Regions from separate parts of the Homo sapiens genome. Here region 1 is linked to region 2. The links are chromatin loops, found by intact Hi-C in ENCODE. Cell type or tissue: CD4-positive, alpha-beta T cell. All regions are shown on one strand.

Region 1 (8,000 bases), 1.7 Mb after region 2:
TGGGATTACAGGCATGAGCCACCATGCCCGGCCCATCAAGCAATCTTCAGCAAGAAACATTTTTTCAAAAAATAAAAAATAAATTTATCAAACTTCAATGAATTAATGTAATGATGATGACTATGTGATTTAATACAATCATCACATATATCATCAGTGCAGAAGACCAAGAGTGAGCAATGTTGCTTACTCTTGAGTTCTGTGCCTTTACCCTAAATCAGTCCTGCTCAAGGTGTGGTTGGCAGATAACTGCCATTTGCAAACTGTTAATTAGAGCACAAAAAATGAAAAATACGTATTTAGACACTTTCATAACAATTTGAAAAATAATTATATATATTCAGTCTATTAAAAATTAAAGCTTGTGTTTTTTGGTCTTTTCTATTTTAGTTTTCAGTAATTTGTCGTCATTATTATTATATTTTACAAAATTATCCATCTGTAATGGTTTGGAAATTTAAAAATAAATTAGGAGAGATCTTTTACCACAGATAGTTTGAAAAGCACTGAGCACTGCCTTAAATGACACCCAGAGAACTTTTTTCCCCTCCCTTTCTTCCTTCTTTCTCTCCTTCCCTCCCTCTCTTTGTTCTCTCCCTCCTTACTTCCCTTCCTTCCTTTCTTTTTTGGCTTTTATAACCACTTCCCACAGTTCTTTCGTCTCCCTCCCTTGCTGTCCAGCTTTGGGCTATCATTTGTAGCTGGAACAATGCCTACTTTGAGAAGCCCACCTACAAAAGTGTTGTTAATCTACAGTTGGCTGAAAATTCAGATAACAACACCAGTTTAGATTTTATGCAAATTTAAGTACATAAATTATGAGTGTCTGACTAGGCTCTCTTTTATAATAGAAATGAGCTTTGAAGCATGGGCTCTATTTTGGCTGCTCAGGGACAGCTTTCTGGGTTTCATGTAGTTTTCAGTCATTTTGGGGGATGATTGACATTGCCATGAAAGGATCTCCCAATACAAAGTGTTACCTGGATAATTTGACGTGAATCATAGGATAATGCTCCTAATTTTAAGGAGTTTATGTCTCATTCTAATAATTCCTAGTAACCATTTACAATTACAGGACAGCACAAAATGTCCCAAACTTAGGTAATGCCTTTGGCTTATCAAAAAGTATTACAGAATGAGATTGCTAATCATACTAGAATGTAAACTCTGTCTTTGCTAGTTTTCAGAGAACTATTTGTACTTCAGAACAGATGAAACTATTTAATAAAAGGTCCACTGCATTGTAGCAGGGTTTAAATCTACCTTCTCCAAAGAACTATTATTACTACCAAGTGACAACTGTGCTTAGAAAATTTAGCTTTTGTTCTTGCGATAGTTTACTGAGAATGATGATTTCCAATTTCATCCATGTCCCTACAAAGGACATGAACTCATCATTTTTTATGGCTGCATAGTATTCCATGGTGTATATGTGCCACATTTTCTTAATCCAGTCTATCATTGTTGGACATTTGGGTTGGTTCCAAGTCTTTGCTATCGTGAATAATGCCGCAATAAACATACGTGTGCATGTGTCTTTATAGCAGCATGATTTACAGTCCTTTGGGTATATACCCAGTAATGGGATGGCTGGGTCAAATGGTATTTCTAGTTCTAGATCCCTGAGGAATTGCCACACTGACTTCCACAATGGTTGAACAATGAGAACACATGGACACAGGAAGGGGAACATCACACTCTGGGGAATGTTGTGGGGTGTGGGGAGGGGGGAGGGATAGCATTGGGAGATATACCTAATGCTAGATGACGAGTTAGTGGGTGCAGCACACCAGCATGGCACATGTATACATATGTAACTAACCTGCACATTGTGCACATGTACCCTAAAACTTAAAGTATAATAATAAATAAATAAATAAATAAATAAATAAAAAGAAAATTTAGCTTTGCTAGTGAGCAAAGGACAGAGTGGAAAACTCAATCCAGCGTTCTGGCTCTGCTATCCAAAGAGCTAATTAAGTGTACCATTTGTCAAAGTCAATGGAAACCCTGTGTCTGGATCACTTAAAAAGACATTAAAAAGAGAAATGGGGTCCAACAGCAGACGAAAGGAAATTTCCTATTCTTAAGTGGAACCCATGCTCATATGGCATGTATCCTAATGTATCGTAATATCCTATAAAACTTTCAATGCAATTTTGGTAGCACTTTGACAACAAATTAAGTAATTATGCCTTTATTTCAATGCATATAGGAACACTAAAAATCAAATACTTTCAAGTGGCCAAAGTATAGTGCTATGGACCTTTTAGCTTTATCAAATGATAAGGGCTACAGGAATAAATTCACAAATCCTCTGCTATAATATACTAAAACAATCATAAGGAAAGGAGATGAGATTGATGCAAATGTATCTATTTCCATTTCTATCACTTTTATGTCTTTTTTCCTCTTTCCTTTCCCAGGTGAGAGAGATGGGTATTGAATGAGTAAATAGTCAACTGACCTGGAAAAGCTAGCTGTACTGGAGAAACTGGGCTGAAACTGGGGAACTTTAAGATATGCAGTCCAGCACTGACTGAGTGCTGATTAGCCAAATCAGTAATTTTAGCAGCACTGTGGCTATGCTATCCTATATTTATAGTCTTTATATTACGAGATAAGAGGAGGAGAAAAAGAAGGTCAATAAACCTGATAGGTCAAACTCTGTTATAATCCCCTTACAGGATCACATAGATAAAGCTGAAATAGAATTTAGAAGAGATTGAATCTAAGCTTTGTTCTACAAAGTGGAAAAAGGCACAGAGAGATTTAGTGACTTGTCCCACTGTAAGCTGATATGTCCCTTTCATGTATTGACATTTTTGCCCCTTCTAATTCAGGCTGAGCTGTACAGCAGTAAGCTTCCATTTGCTTGCTGTGTGTGTGTGCACCAAGAGTGACAAAATGGATTCATTCTTAAAGAGAATCAGAATCAACATTGACAGTTGCCTACCTCACAACCAGACTATTCACATTGCCAAGATTTCATGGAATCCTATTTGTTTAAAGGAAGAACATTCCAATCACAACAGTAAGCCAACATACTTATATCCTTAGATGAAAATATTATAGGTCACTGTTTAGGGTAAAGTGAGGTCCTAAATATATATTTTCAGTAATTATTATTCATGTTTGCATGGCATTTAATAATTTTATAAAGCACATGCTGGTTTTTTTTTCTGCAATCTTTATAACAACCCTGTAAAAGAGTTAGGGCAGACTGATGATGGTGATGATGATGATGATGACTATGACAATAATGACGACTTTTTAAAGATATGCAAATGGAAGTTTGGCGAGATTGGTGGGCCTCTCGTAGATCACAGAACCAGTTCATAAGCATGTCTGTTCTCTTCATGATCAGTGCTCTTTCTGTTGCTCGATATCTTTCATTATCTATTTACTGCTAAAACATTTTTTATACTTAAAAACAGATCCCTTTCTCACATGAGGTAATTTGTGCTCATTAGTAATTATAACCAGAAGGCTCAATTTACTCAGTAAATGTCACTTGTTATATAAATGGTGAACTAGTAATTTGCCAAAGAGAAAACACTTAGGCCCAGAAAGGTTACAAATAGATGTGTTGGAATTTTTTTCTTATATATTTAATTTATAGCCAATTTTAGAAAGGGCTTATAGGAAGCATGGGAAAATTATAAGGTAACACATAACATTATCTAAAAACAGACTCTTCCTCAAATTTCCTTAGGTGTTTCAACTCGCATAATGTTAAACGTATTTTTCCTTTTTTAGAAGTTGTTAAGAAAAACAAATTTTCTATTTATAAACTGTAAAATAATAAATAAGTTTAACAAAAAAATAAAAGAAGTTTTTGAAATGCTTACTGGTCTTTTTTGGAAAATATGTGAGGAAAGAAGAAGGTATTATGGCATTACCCCATTTAAAGTAGTAGAGTTATATATTGATACCTCCTACTCATCCTATTAACTACTCTCCAGGAACTGTGCATATGGTTGCATGAAATTCGTATCTTTGCTGTTCACCCCTCCTCCACAGCTAAACTCATCATTCCTCAATGTCTACTGTATTGATAAGCACCATTACTTAATCATAGTAATGATATCTGATGCATCAGGCAACAGGATATACCCACCATACCAGATTACTCACCATATCAGAATCTGTGTTCTCATATCTTTTCTTATCTTCCACAGGTCTAAAAATGGATTCAGAACGGAGTTCTCTTTTACCTATAATTTCCGAGGCTTTCAGGATGAATTGCACATTTGAAAAGATGTTTGGATACTTGTGATATGATGCTCCAGAGAAAGAAAGTGCTATTGTAAGAAAAATCATCTGTGAGAAATAATTTATTAATATTTTGCACTGTGTTTCATTTGTCTTTTAGCTATTAAACTATAATTAAATTCAGTACTTAGATGCAGAAACTGCTAGTTTCCTATTTAAGATTTATAATGTTATGTATGCCCCCTGGTGGTATAATAGAATACTAGACGGTAAATAATTTATACGTAAGAGTTTATATAATTCAGGACAGCAATTTCATAATCATTGAATGCCCAATTAAATATAGTTACTGTTCAACAATGCTTGGAAACTTCCAGATGAAAATAAATCAAGCTATAATAGATGCTGTATTCATAATGGATACTTTGACATTGTAATTCTACAAAGAAATCAATGTCATTGATTCTAGACAAACATTCTCCAGTTTTATTCCTTCTCAAGATGTTATTATTTACAACAATATGTTGTAAATAATAAAAACAAGATGTTATTATTTACAACAATAAGATAATTTAACATAACACCACATTATATTTAACAGAATCATCTCAGTGCTGCTCTTTGTATAAACTTTTAGACAAACTTTGGGTTTTAGTCCATCCACATAATGGAAAAATTAATAATGACCATTCTACTGGACAGCTATGTGGAGAGGTAGCAGCCGCTGATAGCTTCAGGTAGAAAACAGCCTATTGTTAAAGGTAGAGCTGCAACCTAAGGCTCTATTATATTTGGTAAGAGGGCACAATTTGGGGATTTTATTCTTGTATGTGAAAGAAAGATTTTTTTTTTGAGGAGGGTATATCCTCAATAACAATCTAATATGAGAACTTGAGCTTTTTACTCAAATAATTTTTCAAAGTTGATCTGCCATAATCATCTGAATATTTGGTAAGTCACTATGCTGAACACTGTGAGGAGTTAAGAAGTAGTTCTATAATTTAATGAAGATATAAAAACAAGTGAAATGTTAGACAAGAATTCCTATTCTATCAGTCTACGGCCACATCTGATTAGGACTTATGCTAATGGTACTAATTGATTAGTCTCCATAACACTTCTGCTATTACCTTCTGTTCCCACCTCCATGACTTTTTTCATCAAATATAATTCCCTTTCTTTATCTTGAGCCTCTCCTTCCCTTATCCTACAACATATTAATATTTTGACTTTATTTTATCCATCTAAATAAACTATTGACATATTTACATATCAGCATAAATATTTATAGCTAAGCTTTTTTTGAAATAGTTCACAATTTTTGCCTTATGCTTAAATTTTCCCTCGCTGTTTGTTTACCTCCAATCTGAATTCCGCTTCCACCTCTCCACTGGGTATGCTCCCAAGATCAGCAGTGATTTTCTGATTGTAGAAACTCATCATTTTTCAGACCTTCTACTATTTAATACTTCTATGACAATGTTGATCTTGAATTTCTCTCCTTAAACATAATCACTTCCTCTTACCTCCCTTATTTCCCTTTTCCTGGGCCCTGTTACACCAATAATCCATTAAATGTATGTTCCCCAAGATTTCATTCCTGGAATTAGTTTCTCCCTGCCCCTCGCCCTCGGCCACATTAACATGGATGACTGTCAATTCTATATCCCAGGCAGGCTTCACTTATTTCCCTAGTTCCAAACCTGTTTTCAACTGCTTGCTGGGTATATATACCTGAGTGACCTTCAAATTCAATATGCCCAATATTTCTCCAAATTTTTCCTAGTTCAGAACATCATTATCTTAATTCTATTACTCAACATGCAAAACTTCAGCTCCCGCTTGAATTTCTCACTCTTCTTTACATATAGCTTAGATTCAGTGGATCACCAAGTCCAGAACCTTACTAAAATATGAATTTAACTTTCCTGAAATTCAGGGAGGTAGATACTATTACAAATAAGAAAACTGAGTCACAAAAAAGCTCATAAACTTAAGTGGCAAAGTGAAAAAGCAGAATACAGAATGAGGATTACCAGCATCTGGAACAGGGAGTAGGTCGTGAGAACGGATGGGGAAGGGGGAGATATCAGAGTGCAAAAATTCAGTTAGACAGAAGGAATAAGGTCTAGTGATCTATTTCACAACATGATAACTATAGTTAATAATAATGTATTGCATTTTTCAAAATTGCCGGAAAAAAAAGTAGAGTCAGATTTTAAATGTTCTCACCACAAAGAAATAACAAAAGTATGGGGGTTGGAGGGGCAGTGAGCTGAACAAATGCAATCTGGCCCTGAAGCTGTGCTCTTCAACACTGCACCTATTATCTTTTATGAAAAATAAAATGCAGCTTACGTTCTTTATAGTGACAGTCTGAGCTTATCAAAATATAACATAAAACATTTATAAGTGTAAAAATAAAAGATATTCTACCGTATAAATATGGTTGAAGCCTAAGTAAATGTTGTTTAAAACTTTCTAGATGACCATGCAGGAAAAATATAAAAAGTCGTAAGAAGACCAAATAGCCAATCTGTCAAAAGAGAAAAGAAAAATACATTTTTGTGTTGCATCAATAAATGTTTAAAAACCATAAGAAAAATCAACCATTATATTATTACATTTTCTTTTGAGAAAACAATTTTAAACTCACTCAATATTATGTGGTTTTTAAATAACATTAAAACATTTATATCAAGATTGAAATGCTAGTTCAGCCAAAAAACTTTTATAAATCATCTCTACACTACATATAATGACCAACACTAAATGTTATTTTGTTCTATGCCCTTTAGAACAGTGTTTTTCAAATTTCAAGTCATGCCCCTTAAGTGAGTCATGAAATCAATTGAGAGGAGATTTTTAAATAAAATAAAAGAGAAGAAAAAATATATTTTACTGTACAATTCCTTGTTTCAGTATATAAATGAGTGTATATTATGTTATCCGAATTGCAATGCAAAAGGTATTTATTTCTAAGCATCTCTGTCAAAACAGTTTGAGAACCATTGCATTAGATAGTGTTGAGAACTATCCTACTTCTGCATAGCATGCTGTGCTAAGCTCCCTATTCCCTCATGAAAAAAGACCTCTCACAGGGTCATTATTAAATAAGCAATGCAAAATCTTACTTCTGTAAGATTAGTAAAAATATAGTTTGTTTTACACAGACTACATAAAATGGAATGTCTGAAAAAATATATAATCTGCAACATTTTACAGAAAATTATAAAAAACACATTAACTATAGAAATGGAATACAAGTTTCTAAATTGTGGAGAAGACCCAAATAACAGCAATAGCTGTCAGTATCCAGTGTGTGTGTGTGTGTGTGTGTGTGTGTGTGTGTGTGTATCTCAAAATCCTCTTAACAGCAATGCAGGGTATCATGTAATGATATACATGTAAAAATAAAATAAAATTAAAAAGATAAATCTAATGAAATCTCAGTGCATCATCCAAGACTATAAAGTAAATAAGTAACATTACTGGAATTTGAACCCAGGAATGTATGTATTGCTCCAAAAGCCATGAGCTTTCTACTATGGCAGTGATTTCCAAATATTTTTTATTACAAACCTCTATCATTACTAATAAATTTTGAGAATGCATCATTAATATTTATAAATGTATTCATAAAGTATAAACATACACCATTTGTAGACTTATGAAGTATGTAAAAATAACATGTTTATAAGGCAACAACTTTGTTGTAGTACTGTGTTTCTCTAAGAGACCGAAGTTAAATGTGAAAAAAATATTTAAAAGAATACTGAAATACT
Region 2 (8,000 bases):
TAGTTAAATGGCTCTTGTTTGTTTCTTTATAATAAGGCACAGTTTTTATGGAGCCTGAGCGTTGTTCTTATTCCACAAAGGACTTTTTTTTTTTTGGCAAGGGGATAAATTACTCTGTCCTAATTAAAATTTAATTTTGATGGGAACTCTTTTCTCTCCCCCAGTTTTTTGTTGCTAAGGCCATTAAGGAAGAATTAAGAAAGAGGGAAAAGGAGATATGTGTCAGGAGAAAGGTAGCAAAAGAAACAGGTGAGGGAAGGAAGAAGATCAGTAAAGAAAGGTGAGGAAGATGAAAGGTAAAGAACAGAAGAGAAAGAAAATACAGGAATGAGAGGCAGATAAAAGGACAAACAAAAAGGGAGTAGGAAAAAGGAGATGAAGAAGAGGGTCTGAGGTAAGAAAAGCTTTTCATTCCCTCTTCTTTCACTTTTCCCATACTCCCCTGCTTGACACAGGGTACTATGATATGACCCACTTCCCTCTTCTCTCCTGCTTTACTCTCCAGGTTTCCATTTTTATTGACTACTGACTTGTGAACTTTTCCTCTGTTTCTTTTTTAAACTGGAGCTGTACAAGGTAAGAATTCATAGACAAAAGGCATTGATTATATTTGCATTCTCAAATTAAAAATATTTGGAATTTAAAATAAAAATATTTATTGAACCAATCTTACCTAAAGGTGTCAAAACTCTTCCTTTATAGTTTAATAAAATCTAACATATGGATCCAATTTGTGGTTCAGATACTTAGGAAAATTCATTATTATACTTGATTCAAGTTTTACATCAACAGCCTAGTATAAAATTTTTAGAAAATTTGTTTATCTGTACTTACTTGATTCATTCCAAATTGTTGATTCCCAAAGTTTTTATTGGGAGGTATTTAATAAGATAAAATGAAATGGGAAATTTAGATGTTTACCTTAATAATTTGGGTACCCCCCCGACCCCCTGCCAAACAGAAATCTGAAATGTAATTAATTGTAGCATTGGATCGGGAGGGGCCTGGATGAGTATAGACTTGCGTTATATATATAGTTACTTCAATTATCTATTAATTATGTTGTGGGTATTTAGATATAGCTTATGTTCACAGTATTATATAATTATTACAGATAGCTGTATTTTTTGATATAGTGAACCTTTTCCAATTTTATTACTTATAAAATATTCATAGTCTTTGCTATTTATTAGGCCCCAGTGTAGGTGTGTTATTATAAAAGAAAATTGCCAGAAAACTCTATCATGTTCGCTCATGGGTTGGATGGCATAAGATGAAATTCAAATAATCATGAAAACTCTTACTGAGATTCGTTTTTGTTCTCCCTTTGTGTATAATAGAATCATATAGACTTTTTGGATAACTGCCAACAATTTCATATTATATTTGATCATGTTTTCCAGGATTTAATTCCTGTATTAAATCTAATACAAATTAATTGAACATAGGATTCTATATTTTGATCAGTTAGCATTTTCTAGTGTGATACAGTATTCTGTATCATCTTTCATTCATATAATTGTCTTTGTGTATTAAACATGTATTTAATCAGAAAATTTCATTGCCAGTCTTTATAAAATAATAATGACAATCCACGAGGCTTTCTTCTATTCCAGAGAACTATGATACAAAGATGATATGTAGATACGTTGATTTTGACTTTTTTGCTAGCTATTTAACTCAACAGAAATTAATACCTATGTGCTTTCTAGCATTTAGAGGCCTCATTTTAACTTAGTGGTTGCTCATTATAATTTTAAAATTGTGCTGAGGAATTAAATCATAATTGTTTCTATTTTTAAGATAGGCCATGCTTTTAAGGTGATGGAGTAATTATTGTAAACACTTAAGATAATTTGGTATATGGGGAGTAAAACAAGCATGGACTAGTCACACTAGACCAATGAAACACTGGTCTTTTGTTCTCCACAGGAATATGAAAGTCTAATTTAACTTTTTTTCAGATAAGTCAGTTTAAGTAGAAATAATTTAATTTTTGTTTGCTCTTCCTTATTGTTTTCTTGGGTGATTTTGGGGGATGTTGCCTCTTTCCCATTTCCCAAAGTCAGAGACAGCTTTGATTTCTTGCTGAGTAGGTGTATGATGTGACTTGGGATTATAACTAAAAACCAAAGAACACAAGGGAAGCTTCTTGTTTGCTTCTAATTTTCCTTAGAGTCAAACAAATGATTAACAGGAAGTATGAAAAAGGTGATACTTTAAGCTTCAGCTTTATCACCTCTAAGAAAGGTAGCTCAGTAGAATGACCATGTCTGGGAGTCTGAAGATGCCAAGGAGCATGATGTCACCAACTCTTGGTAATCAGGCTTTTGTTTTAAATTGTTCAGAGATAAGACTGTGCTCCCTGAATAAGTAAACCTCACATTGCAGGGCTTTTTATAAAAGATTTACATGCTTGTGTTCATTTACTCATTTATTTATTTCCTGCCTTACTCCCCAGAGTATTTGAGGTAGCTAATGACAACAACATTCAGGAAAATATAAATATAAAATAAAATGAGAACCAGGAACAATGTAAGTTGTAACAGGATATCAAGACTATAGTTCATAGGATGTATGTATAGTTACTACCCTAGAGCTACTATTTTGTCTCTAAGCTTTCCAAAGGCCAAAATGAAAAGGGAGATAAAGTCATATAACACTCTTAAATAAAAGAAAGCATGTCACATTGCAGGGGAAGCAAAGCTTTTCATTGTATTGAGCCCTGATAGAATTTCTTACTGGAGGCTTTCATTCTGACGTTCTTAGTGGCGGTGCCCTTGACAATATCACTAAAGCTAATGTAGGAAGGAGACTCATAAGACCATCTCTTGCAGAATCTAGAATCCATCAGTGAAAGTGGAGGCCATGACATCAAAATCATTCTATGTGGGCCTAAGAATGCAGCTGTCTCTAAATTGATTTTATCCAATAATATAATCTAGACTTAGAATAATGGGTAGTGGACTGGGTGTGTGTTTTTTCTTTTTTTTTTTTTTGAGATGGAGTCTCGCTCTGTTGCCCAGGCTGGAGTGCAGTGGTGCGATCTCTGCTCACTGCAAGCTCCGCCTCCCGGGTTCACACCATTCTCCTGCCTCAGCCTCCCGAGTAGCTGGGACTACAGGCCCCCGCCACCACGCCTGGCTAATTTTTTTGTATTTTTACTAGAGACGGGGTTTCACTGTGTTAGCCAGGATGGTCTCGATCTCCTGACCTCATGATCCGCCCGCCTCAGCCTCCCAAAGTGCTGGGATTACAGGCGTGAGCCACCGCGCCCCGCCTTGGACTGGGTGTGTTTTTAACAATCCTTTCTTAGTGTCATTTCTCTCAGCTAAAGTTTGGATATGCAATGGATAATTGTATTCTGTGTGGAGTTCTCAATTGTATTCTGAGGAGAGTTCTCGATTGCAGATATTCTATACTTGTTTGAGGCTAGATCTGTAAAATTAGTAGGATTTGTTAGTTAATTCATTAGCTGAGTTTCAAAAATTTTGAAGCTGTATTTTAAAACAATTAGATAATTTCTGTGTTAAAAATAATGTTTATATTTGTGAAATTATAACTCCCACAAGTTATTGAAATCACTTCCCTTTTTAGGATTAAAAAATATTACTGATGATTGAAGGGTAATTTTCAATGTTAAACTTCAACTTTTGCTTATAATTTTCATGTTACATTTTACTCATTGATATCTTACTATTTCTGCTTGTTTTTTTTTTTTAAATCAGAGTTGGATCTTGTAATTCTAGTTGGTTATTCTTGATTTCACTTTGTAGATTTTTTTTTATGGCTTTATAGATGATCAGTATTTCTATAGGTTTTAGAGATGAGTAAAGAGTACAGAAAATTTAGCTATTGTATGAAACATGTCCTATTTTGGAGGGAGGGTTTTTCTAAACAAGTTTATTTAGTAGCTATTAAAATGGAAAATTTTAAATTTTCCAAAAGATTCTTTGAGAGATACTTAATTTGATTCATTGACATTTGTCAATAAGGCCTCATATCTTAAGTCATTTTAATGTGTCATTTAACAAAACTTACTAAAAGAACTAATCCTTAATTACTCTTTACTGTGTGCTAAACAGTATGCTAGATATATAACATACTTTATTTACTACTGGCAAACAGTCCTGCAAGGGAGTTATTCCAGCCTTTCAGACAAGAACATTGAAGCTTGAAGAGATTAAGGAACTTTATCAGAATCGGTGTGGCAGATTCAAACTCAAATAGAAACTTCTTGACAATGAAGTTTCTATTTTATACAATCAGTGTTGCATGATTACTAAGCCAACAGATGTGTAATCAGAGGGACTTTAGTTCAAATCCTCTGTGCTATTAATGTATCACCATAGGCAAAATCACATAACCTCTCTGAGATAAGATTCCTTACTGGTTAAAAGTGGCAAGTCATAGAAACCTCATAGAATTGTCTTAAAAGTTACGTGAAATAATGCTTGCAAAAATGTTTAGTACAGTGCCTGGTATATAGCTAAGTTCAATAAATGGTAGCTATAAAGAAGTAGAGTTTTTAGTATTTTCATTTCAGAGACTACAGTCCCCTTATTATAGATATTTTAGTTCTTTTTAGTTATGTAATACCTGAAGGTAAGAAATTACCAGCAGGTGGAGCTCAGTATCAGAAAAAACAAATTTCTGAAATTGAGGTATTTTATCACCTTATGTTTTAAAAATAAAATTAAATGCATATAGTTTTAAAATTTACATGTGAAGGCCTTCTTTTTTAATCCTACCTACCAAAAGTTATCACCCTGCAACTTGGTTTTTGAATATGTAGAAGGAATGCTTTTGTTATAATTATTTTAAATTGTTTGCTATATCTGGTGTCATACATAAGGTATGACAGTTCATTTGCATGAATAAGACATTTTTAATGTGAACTTAATTTATAAAGATTGTCTTCAAATTTGGTCACTTCATACAATAAAGTAATTACACTGATAATCTTAAATTTAACTTGTCAAAACCCTCAAATCTGCCATTCCCACAGTCTTCTTAGGGTATTTTCAGTCAATTGCTTAAGTCCAAATCTTGGGAATCACCCTTGTGTTCACTTTCTTCCAAATCCTGTTAGCAAGTTGTCTTGATATTACCTCCAAAATATATTCCAAATCTGACCTCTTGATAACATTTCCATTGTGATCATCCTGGTAAATTCACCATAAATTAAGGTCTGAACTACTTCAGCCAGTTTACCTGTTTGTTCCCTTGCCCTTTGTAAATTTTATTTTCTGTATAATAACTTGAGTTATCGTAATGTATAAATGAGATTTTATATTTCTCCTGCTTATGACCCTCCATTGGTATTCCTATATAACCAGAATGAAATTCTAATCCTCACCATGAACTCAATTACATAATCTCATCCCTGCCTACTTCCCCTCATTATTTCCTACCAGTCCTCATCCATCACACTCCAGCCATTGAGGTCTTACTGTCCTTTGGGTACACTAAGTGTCTTCTTATCTCTGGGACTTTATGTTTCATCTCTTTTTAATACTTATTCCCCAGATCTTCGTATGACCAACTGCCTTCTTTTGATAATTTCAGGTCAAATGATACTTCTTTGAGAGATCTCTGACTACTTCAGCTGTAATAGGCCCTATCAGACCCCTGTCATCATTATTTATCCTATTGCCTTTTTCCTTTTCTTGCAAAGCACTTACTTTAGTATCTTTACTATTTCTACTATTACTACAATTATTACTATTTTGTTGGTTAGAATTTACTCTGTGGTAGGTTAGTTCTAAATATTTCCATGCATTAAATACTAATATATGTACTTTGGTATGTATGAACTCATTTGATTATGGTATGTATGTATGTATGTGTGTATGTTTTTATTATCTGTCTTCTATAATCCCTGCTTGTTCCTTAAACTGTAGCTCTCAGAAGGTAGGCACTTTCATTATGTTTACTACTATTTCCTCTGCCTTGTACAGTGCTTGCTATGTAGGGGAGGCTAAGTAAATATTTTTTGAATATTGAACAAGCTCTTAGAACTCGTATCAACAAGTAGAGTTATCAAATATTTATGTAAAATAATCTCCTAGGGGATAGGGAACATATCAGTGGAAGAAATCATACCTGACCGATTATTCTTAGAGTCTTTTTTTATGAAGGTAATAGGGTATATAAAATAAGCTACTTCGATTTTAGAAAAGACGTTGACAATGTTTTTTACCAAAGGTTACTAAATGTTAAGTCACTGCTGAAATGGGAAATAGGCTTTTAGAATGGCCCAACAACAGGTTTAAAATCAGAAATCAAACAGTAGGAATAGATGTTTATTTGACTAGAAAAGTATAAAGAGAGTGCCCCAGCAATTGATGATCACATCTGTTATGGTTTGAATTATGTGCCCCCAAAAGATATCTTTAAGTTGTAATACTAAATACCTGTGTATGTGACCTACTTTGGAAATAGGGTCTGTAGTTGTAAACTAGTTAATATGAAGTTGTTAGGGTGAGCTCTAATCCAGTGTGACTGGTGCCCTTATAAGAAGAGAAGAGAGGCTGACATACAGGGAAGACAGCCATGAGAAGACAGAGGCAGATATTGGAATTATGCTATCACAAGCAAAGGAATGCCTGGGGCTACCAGAAGCTATAGGAAGTAAGGAAGGGTTATCCCCTAGAAATTTTGGAGGGAGCATGGCCTTGGCTAACACCTTGATTTCAGACTTCTGGCCTCCAGAACTGTAGGAGAGTAAGTTTCTGTTGTTAGAAGTCACCCGATTTCTGGTACTGTGTTACAGCAGCCCTAGGGAATTAGTACAACATCTGTTGTGATTATTGTCTTTATAAATGATCTGAAAGAGGAGGGTCTTCCTAGTGAGGTATCTAGATGACATTAAAGTCTTCTAGTTGTGAAGAGCAAAACCAGTGAGTACAGATGATGAACAAAGAAACACCAAAATTAGCTTCTCTCTGTGCTAGAACAAGTAACAAATCCAGCATCTTAAGATTTTATATTCTTTGACTGTAAGCACTGATTTCAACACATTTAATGTTGAAAATTGCTTCCAGATTTAATGTTTTATGATTTTATGAGCCTGGGTAAGTGCCTGGCACCTAATTAATGCTTAATGAATATTTAAAAAATAAATAAGTGAAACCAATCAGGGAATAAAATATAGGAAAATATAATTTTATTTTAATGAAAATATAAACTTATTCTGGTATAAAATTCAAATTATGGTTACAGTTAGGGAAAAATGAGTGCAGGGAGTGAATACTGGGAAACTATACGCATTGTTTACTGAATATATCAACACTTAAGTAGAAAAACAAAATTAATAAATTGTTAATGTATCTTTGGAGACTCTTTTTTGGCAAAAGAATACCTTTGGTGAAATAGAGCAGTGACTTAATCTAAGAAACAGTATAGTAGTTAATTGCATAGTTTCTGGAACAAAGTTGCATAGTTTCTGGATCCACAGTCCTTGGATTTGAATATGTGGCATCAGCTATTTTTTGGCTATATAACTTTGGGCAAGTTAAACTTTCTGTACCTCAGTTTTCTCATCTGTAAACTAGGGTTTGTAACAGAAACTATTTCATAGGGTTAATGTGGGGAGTTAAATGAGATAATCCATCTAAAATGCCGAGAAAATGCTTTCTCCTAAGAAATTCTTTACCCTATATTGTCTTTTATTGTTTATTAAATATAAAATTTTATAAAATTATTCTCAGTGTACAAAATGAGATTTATTTTGATGGACGTGATATAAAGAATGGTTGTTGCGGACAATAAAATTTAAAAAGTGAGTATCCAAAAAAGAAAACTAGAGGAAATTATGCAAAAAGGCAAGAAAATTAAAAAATTTTTTTTTGATTGCATCTAATTATAAAGGGAGCCAAAGACTTTAAAGAAGGAGATGTTTATGTCAGAATTGTGACCCAGGGAAGTTTTACGGAGTAAGACTTTTGACTCTCTTGCTCTTTTCTATTTTTCTTATTTGGTTTCATAAAGTTTCTTGA

What was found. Hi-C counts contacts between places; a loop is a spot of excess contacts. Peaks named below come from ENCODE experiments on the same cell type or tissue, not always from the same donor. Only the 100,000 strongest peaks of a DNase experiment are listed, where the experiment ranks them.
Region 1: a loop joins it to region 2, with 11 times the contacts of the local background. A loop is called at or near these places in 3 of 110 quality-filtered maps.

What each region holds. Positions count from the first base shown.
Region 1 is chr5:110,621,130-110,629,129 of GRCh38, forward strand. TMEM232 (transmembrane protein 232) reads right to left here. Exons shown (of 14, transcript NM_001039763.4): 6 at 6,652-6,751; 7 at 4,138-4,304. Among named protein-coding and RNA genes, the nearest start is that of TMEM232, 100 kb to the right of the region's middle. In CD4-positive, alpha-beta T cell, a CTCF peak has its summit at 4,474 (motif pointing left); no DNase peak of the experiment used is centred here.
Region 2 is chr5:108,915,506-108,923,505 of GRCh38, forward strand. All of the region lies in intron 10 of FER (FER tyrosine kinase), which reads left to right. Among named protein-coding and RNA genes, the nearest start is that of FER, 170 kb to the left of the region's middle. In CD4-positive, alpha-beta T cell, CTCF peaks have their summits at 4,630 (motif pointing right) and 4,831; no DNase peak of the experiment used is centred here.